Linked DNA regions of Homo sapiens: region 1 is linked to region 2. A link is a loop called in an ENCODE intact Hi-C map of the cell type or tissue named here. Cell type or tissue: PC-9. All regions are shown on one strand. Links, peaks and the distances in the headings refer to the core of each region. The heading gives the core; the rest is flanking DNA.

Region 1 (7,872 bases), core at 3,467-5,966, 270 kb after region 2:
CAAAATCATGGACTTCAGGAAAAGAAGCATTCCCAGAGATAAGATAGACATTTCATGTGATGAAAGAAGATGGATATTTCACAGATATAACAAGAAGTTATAATAATCCTGTTTTTGCTCCTTATAAAAGAGCTTAAAATTCCATAAAAGCAAAACTCACAAAAATAAAAGAGAAAAACAGGAAAATAATAATTACTTTTAGTGATGTCAATACTGCTGACTCAATAGATGATATACAAGACATGAACTATGCTATCAATCAACTTGACCTGAATTACTTTTATAGGACACTATAACTAATGACTGCAGAATACACATTGATTTCAAGTGCACATTACATTACTGGTGATAAAATAAGCCTGAATCAATATAAAGGAATTAAAGCATATACATATATTCTTGGACAAGTTTAGAATTACATTGGAAACTAATAATTTAAAAAATCTCAAATACCATTTAAAAAACACTATGAAGATTGATGGTTACAAGAAAAAATGATAATGAAACATTTTTTAGTGAAATGATAAGAAATTAACAAAGCAATATTTGTGGGATACGGATATAGCAATGCTATAAATGATTATATCAGAAAAGTAAAAAGATTCAAAATCAGCTATCAAAGATTCCAACTTAATAAACTAGTAAATGAAGAAAAATTTCAAAACAAAGCAAATAGAAGGAAATCCTAAAGAGAACAGCAAAAATAAATTAAGAAGTTGACTACCAATAGTATAGCAGATAGAATTCTAAGGACACTAATACTCCTATGTTCTGGTACACATGCACTGGAAGGAGTTCATAAACTAGAAAATGGCAAAATAAAATACATAAATTTATTTTTATATACAGATTATTTTGCTTTTTACTCGAGTAAAGATAAATAATCAAAAAGAACACCCAATATGGGTCCATTAGTACTAGCCCATCCTACACTACCATTAAATATTTAGAATGTATGCAATGAATAAACAGCCAACAGTGAACACCTGGATTTTCAAAGGCTTTGTTTTAGAAAACCACACATATTATTTATTTAACTGTTTCATTTCATTCCAGGTCAGTGGAGAAACAATCAAGAGAAGTCATTTTTCATTAAAATAAATTTATCCTTAATTTATTATTTTTCTGTTGTAAGCAACAAATTAGAAGTTTCCGAATATTAAAAAATAAGATTTTTCTTCTTTTTCTCAAAAATTAGAATACTTATGATTCTGACAGTTAAAGTAAGACCAGAATAATATTCTCTTGATAATATTAGAAAGTCACATTAAAATACAATTATAATTAAATTTAGGTTAATTGTATTATCATGTTTATTTATCTTATGTTGGTTTTAAAAATAATTGAGAGGAAGTAAAATTCGAGTTATATAATTTAATTACCAAATTCCTTGAGTAAAAGTGATGTAATATTTTTAATTGCTCTAGAAAATAATAATGGTCTGAATATGAAGCGTTGAGATCTAATTAACTTGAATAAAGACATTTTACAATTGTTTTAGAATTTTCAAAGATTTTTAAACTTTTTTTCAGAATGAGTTCAGGAAGTTTATTAAGTTTTAGGAGAGTAATTGTAGTGGTGAATTCTTTTTTTAATTTTAGATTAAGGATTCACAAGTGCAGTTTTGTGAAATGGGTGTATTGCGTGATGCTGTGTGTGGGACTTCGGTGAACCTATCACTCAAATAGTGAACATATACTCAACAGGCAGTTTTCAACGCTTGCCCTGCTCATTCCCACCTACTTTGTGGAGTTTCCAGTGTCTGTTGTTTCCAATTTTACTTTTAAGTGTATCCAGTCTTTACTTCCCACTTATAAGTGAGAACATGTGGGATTTGATTTTCTATTTCTGCTTTCAGTCACTTAGGATAATGGTCTCCAATGGCATCCATGTTGCTGCAAAGGACATATTTTCATGCTTTTTTTATGACTGCATAGTGTTACATGGTCTATATGTATCATTTTTATCCAATCCACCATTGATGGACACAGTTTTATTTCATGTCTTTGCTATTGTGAATAGTACTGCAATAAACATATGAGTGCAGGTGTCTTTGATAAATACCCATACTGTATTTAATGGAGGCTGTAATAATTTATATTCCCAACAGTGTATAAGCATTCCCTTTTCTCCATTTCCTTGCCAACATATGTTGTTTTTTGACTTATTAATAATAGCCATCTGACTAGTGTGAGAAAATATATCATTGTCATTTTATTTTTTTCTTCTTGTATATACTTCCAATGTATCGTTGTGGTCTTAGTTTGTATTTCTCTGATAATTAGTGATGTTTAGCAATTGTTTTCATGTTTGTTGGTCACGTCTATGTATTCTTTTGAGAAATGTCTGTTCATGTCCTTTGCCCACTATTTATGCAGTTATTTCTTTTTATTTTCTTGTTCTTTTGTTTAAATTCCTTTTAGATTCTGGATAGTCATCCTTTGTTGGATGCATAGTTTGCGGATATTTTCTCCAATTCTGTAGGTTGTGTGTTTACTCTGTTGTTTGTTTCTTTTGCTGTGCAACTCTTTTGTTTCATTAAGTTCCATTTATCAATTATTGTTTTTGTTGCAATTGCTTTTGAGGTCTTGGGACATAAATTATTTTCTAGGCCAATGTCCAGAAGACTCATTCTTATGTTTTCTTCTAGGATATTTATGGCTTAACCAAGGAGGTGAAAGATCTCTAGTAGGAGAATTATAAAAGACCTGTGAAAGAAATAATAAATCACCCAAACAAATGGAAAAAAAAACATCCTATGCTCATGGATTAGAAGAATCATTATTAAAATGACCACACTACCCAAAGCAATTTACAGATTAAACACAATTCTTATCAAATTACCATCATTTTTCACAGAATTAGAAAAAAATAACCAATTCTAAGATGCATATGGAATGAAAAAAGAGCCTGAATAGCCAAAGCAAGCCTAAGCAAAAAGAACAAAAAACAAAGCCAGAAGCTTCACATTACTTGACTTCAAACTATACCACAAGCCTATAGTAACCAAAACATCATGGTACTGGTAAGGAAATAGACACATAGATCTATGCAACAGAATAGAGAAACCAGAATTAAGCCACACAACTATAACCAACTGATCTTCAACAAAGTCATCAAAACTAAACAACAAGGAATGCACACCTTATTCAACAAATGGTGCTAGGAAAACTGTCTAAACTTATACAGAAGAATGAAACTGAACCCCTATCTTTCACCATATACAAAAATTAACTCAAGATGACATTAAAGATTTAAATGAAAGATTTTTTTTAAATTATTACATTCACTACTTTGGCAGTAGAACAATTTTCTCATAAAAGGATGTAGGCAAATGCAGTGCAAAGAGGCAAAGTCTAAATGAACTGTGTTTTTGTAGGTACACTAAGATTTATCAACACTGTAAGAGATTTATTAATACATATGACTATATGTAATCCATTATTACTTCAGAGCACGCACTTTAAGCTTTTCCACATGTTGTTCTTATAACAGATTGTCTTATATTGAAGTAAAATATGCATTGGGATTTGATATATATTTTTGAAAACAATAAATAAAACTCAAGGAAGAAAGAGTTGGGAAGGAATTGTGATTTAGTCATTTTATTTAAAGGAAGCATGGAGAAGAATATAAAAAAATAAAGGAAAAGCGGTTCAAGAGCTAGAATCTATTCCTCATATATGGCTTTATTATACTTACTGCCTACAACAAAGTAAGAAAAAATTATAGTTGTTTACTATTCACAATGTTAAAGCTTTAGTGAATCCTCTAAGTGAGCAGGTGTTGAAGTAGCAAATAAAGCTACAGTAAAATAACATTTATTTTACTTCATTTATGTAAACAATAATTTTAAGTTCTATGGAAGAGATGCCTGGGTGAGGATGACTTTAGATATTGTTTACAGATACTATATGAACAGAGCACATGGTTGAATAATTAAGATAATCCCTATACATTTGTTTTTACATTATAAATGCCCAAATAAAGAAATGGAAACCAGAATAGCAAAGAGAAAATGAAGAGCCTGAATATGTGCCCAGACGCTCTACAAGACAATGCATTTATAAGACAGAATCTAGTAGAATAAAGAAAATATAATGGAACTGGCTAGGTTAATAAACTTTGTAGAAAACTTTTGAGTTTTTTTTTAATATAAATGTAAATGGACCAGTTCCCTTGAGCAAGTAAAATAATTACATTGCTTGACTAATAAGATGTTACAGCAATTTAAAAAAAGGACAAGAAGGTCCAAATTCTTCTGGAGCTCTATCTTTAATAAATTTGAGATTTTATATTAAGATTACTTAATCTGGAACTTCAAAAGAATCTGAGTTACTTTGTGGTCTTCTGTCTTTTTTTTCAGGTACAGTACTTTGAAGCCTTTAAAAATATATGCCTAGGTTTATGATTCCATCTGAAGATTTCTCATTTATTTTGTCTTAATTAAAAATATTTTTGCATTGTATGGGTACTAAAAGTGAATATTAGAAAGAATGACAGATGAGTGAGGTATAGCTTTCTAAGATATCTTTGGTGATTGTCTACAGTTTCTTCCATAGACACATGGTTCAAAAATGTAGGGTTGATGATGAAGAATATGGACACTGCAAATAAAAGATAAACTGCCAGATTTGTCAGCAGATAAAAAAATCTAAAAGTGGATTTTCTAGTGAGCAGCATGAGCAATCCCTTTCCTAGAGCCAAAATAATTCTGTGTCACTTTCATATTTCTTGCTGAATATATAACTGACATTTGTGACAAGCCAGTGTTTGTGACAGCTAGAAACATGAATCTCCAATGCTATTGTTCCCTATTTATGTGATTAATGGTCAAACAGCAGCAGCAAGAGTCAGAAGACAATTTAACAGTCTACTTTGTCACAAGAGCATTCATTTGTAAGCACTTTCACTTTCTTAAACAAAAATGACAAGCCTTTCTTATCAAAAGATTGACAGCAGCAAAAATGGAAGGTTTACCCAGATCTGACTTAAAAAAAGTGTGTATTTGAAACACTCATGTTTGCTTAACTGTATTTTGTGGTATACTTTGGAATGTACTTCACATTCTTTACTGTAGAGTCATGCAGTTGTCCCATTATTTCAGTAAAATTGCACTTAAAAGACTTTCAACCAATAATATGTGAATAATGGGTGAACTGTATGTGTTTGAACTCTGAAGGTAAAATACCTGTTTATACTATTCTCTGTATTATGGAGGAAAATTTGGGAACATTTATAAATTATTTTCCTCTTATGATATGTGTAAGTGATGTCTAACTTAAGGAGTTTGCCTGTTATATTGTTCTTGTTTACTTTAATCTAGTGAAAATCCAGAAAGTACCAGGATTACTTTTGCAACCAGAAAAGTCCCTGGGGCTTACTCTGTACAGAGAGTAAACAGTCCCATTCAGAAGTCAAACATAAAGCCCAGTAATTCATACATTCATCATGTTATATTTTTAATTTATTAATCAATTAATCTAAAGTTGAATTTACTATTGTAATGATTCAAAAAATTAATCTAAATGCATGAGATAGAATTGATTATCTTTCCCATGAGACAGATACGTCTCATTTATCCAGAGACAAATGATTTGAAATAATCTTTTTAGTCACGTCACCTCCAACATGTTAACATCTATAAGCCTCAGTTTTCTCATCAATAAAATGAAACTAATATAATTATCTCAAATAATGTTAATGATAATTAAAATAAATGGTCCAGATTTCAGGGCAAAATGACCAACTAGATCATCTTGGAACAGCTGACACCAAGGCATCAAAATGACGGGCACATTCCTAAGACGTCTTTCAGAGGGAAAGAATTGTGAGTGGACAGAGGGAAGACACAGAATCTGGGCTGAAGGGGGAGGAAGCTGGGAACCTTACACAGGGCTATCATGCACCAGGACTTGTTCCTGGCCCCCAGTGACTCCAGGGGAATGGGTGAATTGAACTGGCAAGAAGCAAGTCGCTCTTGCCACAGGTCTCTGGAATTCTACCAGGAGGAGACCGCTTGATGACAATGGACACTTGATTTGGCAGAGAACGTTGCTTAGAGAAGTGGCAGGGGCAGCACTTCAGGAAGTGTGAAGCCCAGACGGTTTGGTGTGGGAGCCTGTATAGTGGAGCATATCCAGGGATGCTCATCTCCCTAGGCTCGACCTGCTCCCATAGGAGCCCTAGGGGAACTGTTGGACCTGAACTCTGCAGTGCGGTGTTGTCCATCAGACAAGGCTGGTCTTACCTGAGCACTCTTTGGTCCACTGGCTTCTCCTGGGGCCCTAGTTTGGCTGTGCCTGCTTGAAATGTAGCCTCGGATGCTGCAATTGATTGAAAATATAACCCACAGGAAATTAGGTAATTGAAATATTAGACATATACATTAAAATGACTCTACTTCATATGTGTAATGAAGTAAGATACAATCTAACAGGAATTATGGTAAACAATCCAAAGAAAATTCCATAACTAGAAATATAAAAAGAAATATTATAAAGTCAATACAGAAATTAAGAGTAGAATATTAATTTTAAAATAGTAATATAGGTCAAAAGACTATATGCAAAATTAACCATGTGTTGACAAAATGATTGAAAATGTAGATGAGATATAAAAAATAAAGAGATAAAGCTGAACATATTTTATTGAAATTTTAGAAGAATAGAAAAGAAAATAAAGCACAGCAATATTTTTGGAGCTAAGAATTTTCTGAAACTAATAAAGGTTATCAAGTCACGATAACAGAAACTCTATGAAATGCCAGGAAATAAATACAAATAAAATCATTTTGAAATACAGCACATGAAAATTCCAAAAGTCAGGGAAAACATAAACGTTGTTGAGGTATCAAGGCATAATAATAGATTTACTTTCAAAGGGAAAAAACAGATAAACAGCTGATTTCTCAGCAGAAAAAAAAATACTGGAAGTCAGAAAACACTGAAATGGTATCTTCACAGTGCTGAAGTACAATAGTCCCTTGTCTAAAATTTTATATTCTGTGATATTATCTTACTAAAAAAAATAACAATGTACTGCAAACTGCACCACAGTGTTGTTCATGAGAAGAAACTCAACACAATGAAGAAATAAACAGCAATAGAAAGGCTAAATATATGTGTAGTCTAAGTAAACATTAACTATGTAAGAGTATTGAGTCTTGCAGAATACATATTTTTATATATTACATATATTTCAATATATTAATGTAATATATGAAATATTAATACATATTGGTTTTATATATGACAAACATATGTCATATATAAAATATAAAACAACAATCACATATAAGCCTTGCCAGGGTAAGTGGAGCTAAAGTATTTGGAAATTGATTATGTTGTCCGTGAGTAATGAATGTTGCAACCTATAGTGAAAAACAAAACAAAATGTGGAAGAGTGAAAATTATGCAATCAACAAGCCAATAAAGACAAAGAAATAAAATATAATAAAGTAATAAAATGGTGAAAAAACAACTTAGAACAATCAAGACAAAGAAAAACAAAATAGTTGATAAATTTAAAGTAAACTGTTATATTGAAATGAACTAAATACTGTAAATAATAACAAATACTTTTTCCAATTGGATTAAAATATATATTTCAAAAAGAAAAAATAATATAATCTGGCTCTTCTAAAATATAGAGTCCCAAAATACTAAACTAGAATGATATGAAAATATGTTTTGTACAAATCTTAACGTGATTTAAGTTGATGTAATTTCAGTAAAGGTAGACAAAATAGATTTTAAGGAAAATAATAATTACTAGAAGTAAAGAGCTGTATTTCTAAGAGTAAAGCTTGCATTCATCTGAAAGACATAGTATTCTAAATTTGTATTCTTACCATACATTTGATAACATAGA
Region 2 (7,872 bases), core at 1,816-4,315:
AAATATTTGCACAAATTATAAGTCTGTATCTTGGTCAATTTTTGCAAAATGAACATATCCTGTCCACAAGCCCCAGATCAAGAAAGAGAACATTGCTAGTACACTGCACTCCCTTTGTATTGTAGTTTTATATAAAAGAAAAACAAATTTCTGTATTCTTATGTATCTGATTTTTTTTCACTCAATATTATGCTTGTGAAAGTTATGTTTGGTAGTGTGTGTAGCATACATTTTTTTTTATTTCTGTACCACATAGTATTCCATCGTATGAGTCTACCTCAATTCATTGGTCCATTCAATTTCTTTCTAATTTAGACTATTTACAAATCATAATTTTAAAAATATTATTGTTCTTTTGATAAATCTATGTAAAGATTTCTATTTGCTATATACTTATGACTATAACGGTTGGCAATTGTGATTGCTATGTTTAGCTATGGTAGGTACTACCCATTTTCCATAGTGGTTCTACCAACATGTACACCAAACAGTGATCTATGGGATACTCTGCTGCTTCACATGCTTGTCAATGCTTGATGTTGTATATTTTTTTCATTTTTACATTTACACTTTCCCTGATGACTATATTTTCATGTTTATGGTCATTTAGATGCCCTCTTTTGTGAAAGCCTATTTAAATATTTTGCCTCTGTAATTCCAGCCTGATTAATGGAAAGGCAATTTTTTTACTTTTCAGCCAAAGCTAGTATTTACTTTCTAATATTCACTAGATTGAGCAAGTTCCTTTTATAATATTTTGATTTGAATTCAATGAATTTGTGTTAAATAATATTGCTAGCTTGCTTAGACTTAAATTCCACTTCTGCTACTTACTACATGTGTTGACTTAAGCAACTTATTTAAGCCCTTAATGCTTTTGTATTTTCTCAGTGAAGTGAGAATTATTGTAGCATATTTATCATGGCAGTGTTATGATAATTTATATATAGTATTTAACTATAATAGTACTCATCATATGGGAAATACTATATAAGTGACTGCTATTAGAATTGTTATCTTTCTCTTCTCTATTATAGCTATTATAACCTTGTAATTGGAAAAAAAAACAGCTTATCTGACAACTCATTAAGGCCCCAATTATCAACTTGTCTCTTCTAATGCCAAATTTGTGTAATCTACTATTTATAGTTGATCCCTTTTCTCAGTCTCTTTTCAAACCTATCTTTGACTTTCACTGTCTTTGGCATTTTTCACCCTGTGTTGCTTTGTTTGATATGAAGAATTTGCAAACTGTCCTTATGTTTCTAATATGCGTACCTATTCCCTAAGACACCTATCTTCTCACCCAATTCTTGCTGATTGCCCTTCCAGATAATATACTTTGCCACATATCTTTTATAAATTTAAAGAGCCTGGACTGTTGAAAATATATTTCCTGATTATTACTATTTACATATTAATGTTTTATAGGATTTTGAAAAAGAAAAATAAATAACATAAATTATTGTCATGAACAAAGTATAATTAACATTCTGCTTTCGATAAAATTGGAAGTTACCATTTCATATGACTTTTTAAATTAACATAATTTTTAAAAGAAGTTTTATGTTTATGAAATAAAGGCAGAAATTACAGACAGTTTTCTATATCTATTTTCTAAATAACATAAGAAATGATTGTCTTCAACAAAAGGATACTTGGGTGGCATTCTACTTTTACTGCTTTGTATGAGCACCTGTTTTTACTTAACAGACTTTTATAAAAGAAGTTCACATTTACCGAAAAAATGGGTAGAAAGTACAGAAAGTTTTCTATTATCTCCTTCTCCTATCCATATTTTATTACAATGGAATTAGCAAAAATCAATTATTATCAGGGACATTTTAGTTTCAGGACTGCTGAAAGTATAGCCTCTCTTCTTAAAGTCCCATAAAATAAAGTAGAATTTTTATAAAGTATATTAATACTAAACATGAAGATATACTAATAGAAATTATTCAAAAATAAGGATAAAGACTTTTTTAAGAATCAAAGAAAACAAAGCAAGAACACAGCATCACTTAGTTATGAGACAACTTCAAACAAATCTACATATATGTAATTAGTTTTCATTTAATCAGAAAATTTACTGGAATAAATAATAGTGAAAATATTTCAAAAGTGGAGAAAAACTATATATGCACTGATCCATGAAGTTCATCAAAACCAAGTACAAAAATGTTTTTAAAAAACTACACCATGATACAAAATAATCAAATTGCTCAAAATTATTGATAGATTGCCTTAAAAACAGCCAGAGAAGATGGACACATTACATAAAGGGAAACAAAGATAAGGCTGACAGCCGAATTCTTTTTCAAAACAATGAAAGCAATAAGAGAGTGGAGAAAAATATTTAAAAAAAACACTTATCAATCTAGAATTCTATACTCAGTAAAAAGATCGTTCAACAACAAAATCAACATCTTTAAAATATAGGATGCTAAAATAATACTCTTTCAGCAGACTAACATTATGTGAAATGTCAAAGGAAATCCATCATACAGTAACAAATGATACCATGTAGAAATATGGATCAAAAAAATAGGGAGCAATAAGGTGTTATTGGAACACACACACACACACACACACACACACACACATATGTATATGAGCAGCAAACATAATAAAAATGAGCCCACTAGAGATGGTACTTTAACACATTATTTTAAGTAATGTTAAAAAAACAAAGTTTTAAGAACAGAGTGGAAGAAATACTGACCCAGAATATATTCAAAGAGAGGAAGCTATGATCAATAAGCAGTACCAGGTACCCGGAAGAACACAAAACATGTACAAGGGTGGTTAATTTTTAGGCTGGAAAAGTATTTAGAGCTGAAAATAGAGTTGTTTCCCAGAAAATTTTGTGCATAAAACAGTAAACCCCCTCTATAACTTCAGGTCACAGAAAATCCATCAATCACCAACATAATACAGACAGAATTATTTTTAGTCACAGAAAACAACGTAAGAAGACAGTTCTTTCAGGAAGGTACGGTTTTCTAAGCGTGTTATTAAGGACTCAGAATGCTGTATTTTTTCTAAAGTACTTGTCATTTTACACTTTTCCCTTGTGGCCTCATGGTGGCAATGCAGCTTCAGGAACAACAGTTGTTGTCCAGGCAGAAAGAAAGAATGGGGAAAAAGGTGCCTAGTTTCTTTTAATCATCTAGAAAAGGCTCCCACAGAGATTTCTTCCTACATCACATGGCAAGATCTGTGATATGTGGCCAGTGCTAGCTGAAAGGAATGCTTAGACGTCAAATACTTTCACTTTCTAGAATCCATGTAGCAGGAAAGTAAAGGAGAAAGGAGTTGAGAATGACTTTGTTTGACTTTGTGTTTATAAAAGCTACAGAATAAAATGGTAAACCTGAAACAAAGAAGCCAAAAATATGACCAGAGAGAAAGCTGATAATTCAAAAGAAATGGAAAGTTCATTTAAAAATTACTTCATAATATTTTAAAAGATATTCCACAATCTTGTAATCAATTGGATCAATGCATGTAAAAAATTATAAAAGTCATATTTTGTAAATAATAATTATAATAATAGAATTTGTAAGTGTTCTGAAAATCCATAATGGTATCATTTTTGCAGAAAGCAATTTGAAGGTAAAGACACGCTAAAGCATGTAATTATGAGTGGTATTCAATCTGTAGCTCCAAATATCTGCTAACTTAGAAGAAGTAAAGTTAAAAATATCTTTTTATCTCTCTCACACACACTCACACATGCACGCACACACATGCACACCACTATTACCACAATCACACAATGACATAAACCACATATTATGATTGAGGAAAAATTCCTGCTAGTGTAGATCTCTGTATTCCAATCCCCATAAGAAATACCTGCCAGTAGCTGAACAGATAGAAACTGCCTTATTTTTAAAATATTGGTGAAGAGGAAAAGCAAAATGACAGAATAAGACCTTTCAGTGTTCATTTCCTTATAGAAACATCAATTTTAACAACTATCCATGAATAAAACTATCTTCACCAGAGCCTCAGAAACAGCTAAGAGATCACAGTACCTGGTATTGGCATAATTATAAGAAAAGTCACGTTGAAGAAGGTAGAAGGGACAAAGCTATCTTGCATGGATCATTGCTTGCCCCACTCCAAACAGCACAGCAATGAGAAAGACCCATTCCACTTGGGGGAAAGAGAAGAAAGTGAGTGCAGGACTTTGATTTGAACTCAGTGCCAGGCCAATCACAATGAAATCCAACACCAGGCAGAAGCTGCCAGCTCCTGACCCAAGACACATGTCTGTGGACAGAAATCCTATCCCTGCCTCAGTTCCAGGTAGAGAATGGTGGCCTTGTTGAAATAGACTCTTTCTGGCTCACATTACTGCTGGCCATCTGCTGCAGTCTCAAACCACAAATAAACCTCAGCATCAGGCATTTGGTGACAACATGGGCCTTGAACATTACTCTGTGCTGCTTTGGTCTCAGTAACTGTGGGATTCAGGTGGGCCTAGCATTATAGTGGTTGTGGCAGCCATGAGAATGCCCACCCCATTCTTCTCCAACCCCAGTCAGAATAGCAAAGAAAGAGACATTGTTCACATGGGAGAATGAGTGGCACAAAATCTTGCCTTGGAGTTTAAAGCCTGGACTACATGGGAAAGCCCAGCACCAGACAGAGATCTTCAGCACCTGAGTACAAACCAGAGACCATGGGTAAACCCTCTGGACCTGCACTGACCTCAGATGGAAACTCAGACCAAGCAGGATAGACAACATTCTTTAGGGACTTAGGATGTCATCTTGTACTAAACCAGCAGGAGTGACCAGGGGCTCAGAGAAAATAATAAGCACCCTGCTTACAATTTCTGAAAAGACAGGCATAAAAAAAAGCCAGACTGTGAGAACTGAAACAAATACCTAATTCTCCAGTTCACAGATGTTGTTGTTCAACCACAATCATTAAGACCATTGAGAGAACTATGAGTTTACTGAATAAAATGATGCACAAAAGATCCACCCTAAAGCAATCAATATGTATGATCTGCCAGGAAAAGAAATAAAAATACCTCTTTTAAGGAAAATCACCAAACTTCAAGAAAACACAAAGAAACAATTCAGTGGTTTATCAGAGAAACTTAACAAAGAGATTGAAATAATCAAACAGAAACCTTGGAGCTGAAAACTACAATAAAAAATTAAAAAATGCAATAGTGGGGGAATCAACAGTAGAATCAATTAAACAGTAGAAAAAATGGTGAGCTCAAAGATAGGCTGTTTGAAAATACACAGCCAGGGGAAAAATAAAAGAAAATTCAAAGGAACAAAGAACGCTTATGGGAACTATGAGACAACATCAGGAGTAAATACTCAGGTTATCGGGGTTAAAGAGGGACTGAGGAATTCCAAAGGTCTGGAAAGATTATTCAAATAGGCAGTATCAGAAAACTTTGCAAAACCAATAGAGAAAAATAAAAGTATCCAGGTAGACTAAGATCAAAGGTTACCAATCGTTTTTATTTATTTATTTACTTATTTTTAATTTTTTTATTATACTTTAAGTAAGACAACGAAAATAGGAAAAAAAAAAACTACAAAAATGTCCTAAAAATCAAGTAAGAAATCCCTGTAGTAAAGCCTTGCTTACTGATAGTTAAACAGAAGTGGATTAAATTATCTATTTAAAAGAGAGAGTGACTTAATAGATTAAAAAAGAAGATTCAAACCTATGTTGGTAACAAGAAACTCATCTCATCTTTAAAGAAACATATTGACAAAGCCAACAGATGAGAAAAGATAGTCCATGCAAATGTAAAGTGAAAGAGTAGTATATGTCATACTAATATCACATAAAATAGACTTTCTTTTTTGAGCCAGGGTTTTGTTCTGTCATTCAGGCTGGAGCGCAGTGACGTAATAATGACTCACTGCAACCATGAACTCCTGGGCTAAAGTTATCCTCCCACATCATCAGCCTCTTGAGTAGCTAAAAATACAGTCACACTCCACTAAGCCTGACTAATTTTTATGTTTTTAGTAGAGACAAGATCTCTCTATGTTGCCCAGGCTAGTCTCAACCTCTTCTGCTCAAATGATCCTCTCACCTCAGTCTCCCAAAGTGCAATCATAGGTGTAAGTCACTGTGCCTGAACTCAAAAAAATAAACTTTAAATCTAAAGCAGTTAAAAGAGACAAAGAAGGTCATTGTATAACTATCAAAGGGTCAATTCAACAAGATAATATAATATAATATAATATTATAATATATATAATATAATATAAGATAAGGTCATTGTATAACTATCAAAGGGTCAGTTCAACAAGATAATATAGTAATTGTAAATATATATGCACCCAACATCAGAACACCTAAATATATAAAGCAAATGGTAGGGGACACCCCACTTTCAGTAATGGACAAATTATCTAGATAGGAAATCAACAGAGATACAGTAGAGTTAGACTGCATTTTAGATCCAATTAACCTAATAGATATCTACAGAATATTCCAACCAACAGCTGCAGAATATATATTATTCTGAACAGCACACAGAACATTCTTCAGGAGAAATCATATGGTAGGCCACAAAGCACATCTCAAACATTTTCAAAAATTTGATTTAATATCCAATATTTTTTTTCTCACCACAATGCAATAAAACTAGAAATCAATAATAAAAAAAATCTCAGGACACTATATATATATGTATATATATATGTATATATATATGTATATATATATATACATGAAAATTGAGAAATACAATACACTCCTAAACAACAAGTGGTTCAGTGAAGAAATTAAAAAGAAAATTTAAAAATTTCTTGAGACATATAATAATGGAAATGCAACATAAAATAACCAATGAGATACAGCCAAAGCAGTACTAGGAGGAAAGTTATTAGCCATTAATGACAAAATCAGAAAAAAAAAAAAAAGGAAGATCTCAAATAAACAATCTAATAGTGTACCTCAAAGAACTAGAAAAACAAAAAGAAATCAAACCCAAAATTAGTAGAAGGAAAAATAAATAAAATGGATATAAAATGTATACAATCAATCAAGCTAATAGTTGGTTTTTGAATGGACAACAAAATTGACAAAGTTTTGGCTCAGCTAAGCAAGAAAAAAGAGAGAAGACCCAAATAAATGAAATCAGAGACAAAAAAGAAGACATTACATTAGATACTACAGAGACACAAAGTATCATTAGGTACCATTATTAACAACTGTACACCAAAACAACTGAATGACCAAAAAATAGATAAATCCCTGGACACATAAAACTTACCAAGATTAAATAATGAAGAAACAGGAAACCTGAACAGACTAATAATGAATAATGGCAGTGAATCAATAATAGAGTCTCTAATTGTATCAGTTTGTTTTCATGCTGCTGATAAAGACATATCCGAGACCAGGCAAATTACAAAAGAAAGAGGTTTAATTGAACTCACAGTTCCATGTGGCTGGGGAAGCCTCACAATCATGGCAGAAGGCAAGGAGGAGCAAGTCAAGTCTTACATGGATGGCAGCAGGCAAAGAGAGAGAGCTTGTGCAGGGGAGCCCTTCTTTTTAAAACAATCAGATCTCGTGAGACTTATTCACTATCACGAGAACAGCATGGGAAAGACTTGCCCCCATGATTCAATTACCTCTCACCAGGTCCCTTCCACAGCAAGTGGGAACTCAAGATGAGATTTAGGTGGGGACACAACAAAACCATGTCACTTATCCAAGAAATGTTCATGACCAGATGGCTTCACTGCTTCACTTCCAGTGCTTCTCAAATTCTTCCATAAATTGAATAGGAGGGAATTTTTCCGAGCTCATTCTATGAGGCCAGCATTACTTTGCTAGCAAAACCAGATAAAGACACAACAAAAACAGAAA

What was found. A loop is a pair of places that touch in the nucleus more often than their neighbours do. Peaks named below come from ENCODE experiments on the same cell type or tissue, not always from the same donor. Only the 100,000 strongest peaks of a DNase experiment are listed, where the experiment ranks them.
Region 1: it touches region 2 in a loop (4-fold over the local background); 3 of 110 quality-filtered maps call a loop at or near these places.

The regions. Positions count from the first base shown.
Region 1 is chr4:117,395,288-117,403,159 of GRCh38, forward strand. No RefSeq gene overlaps it. Among named protein-coding and RNA genes, the nearest start is that of LINC01378, 29 kb to the right of the region's middle. In PC-9, for the core only: no CTCF peak of the experiment used is centred there; a DNase peak (open chromatin) is centred at 5,004; H3K4me3 peaks cover 613 bases; H3K27ac peaks cover 874 bases.
Region 2 is chr4:117,131,429-117,139,300 of GRCh38, forward strand. No RefSeq gene overlaps it. Among named protein-coding and RNA genes, the nearest start is that of TRAM1L1, 50 kb to the left of the region's middle. In PC-9, for the core only: CTCF peaks have their summits at 3,089 (motif pointing right) and 3,289; no DNase peak of the experiment used is centred there.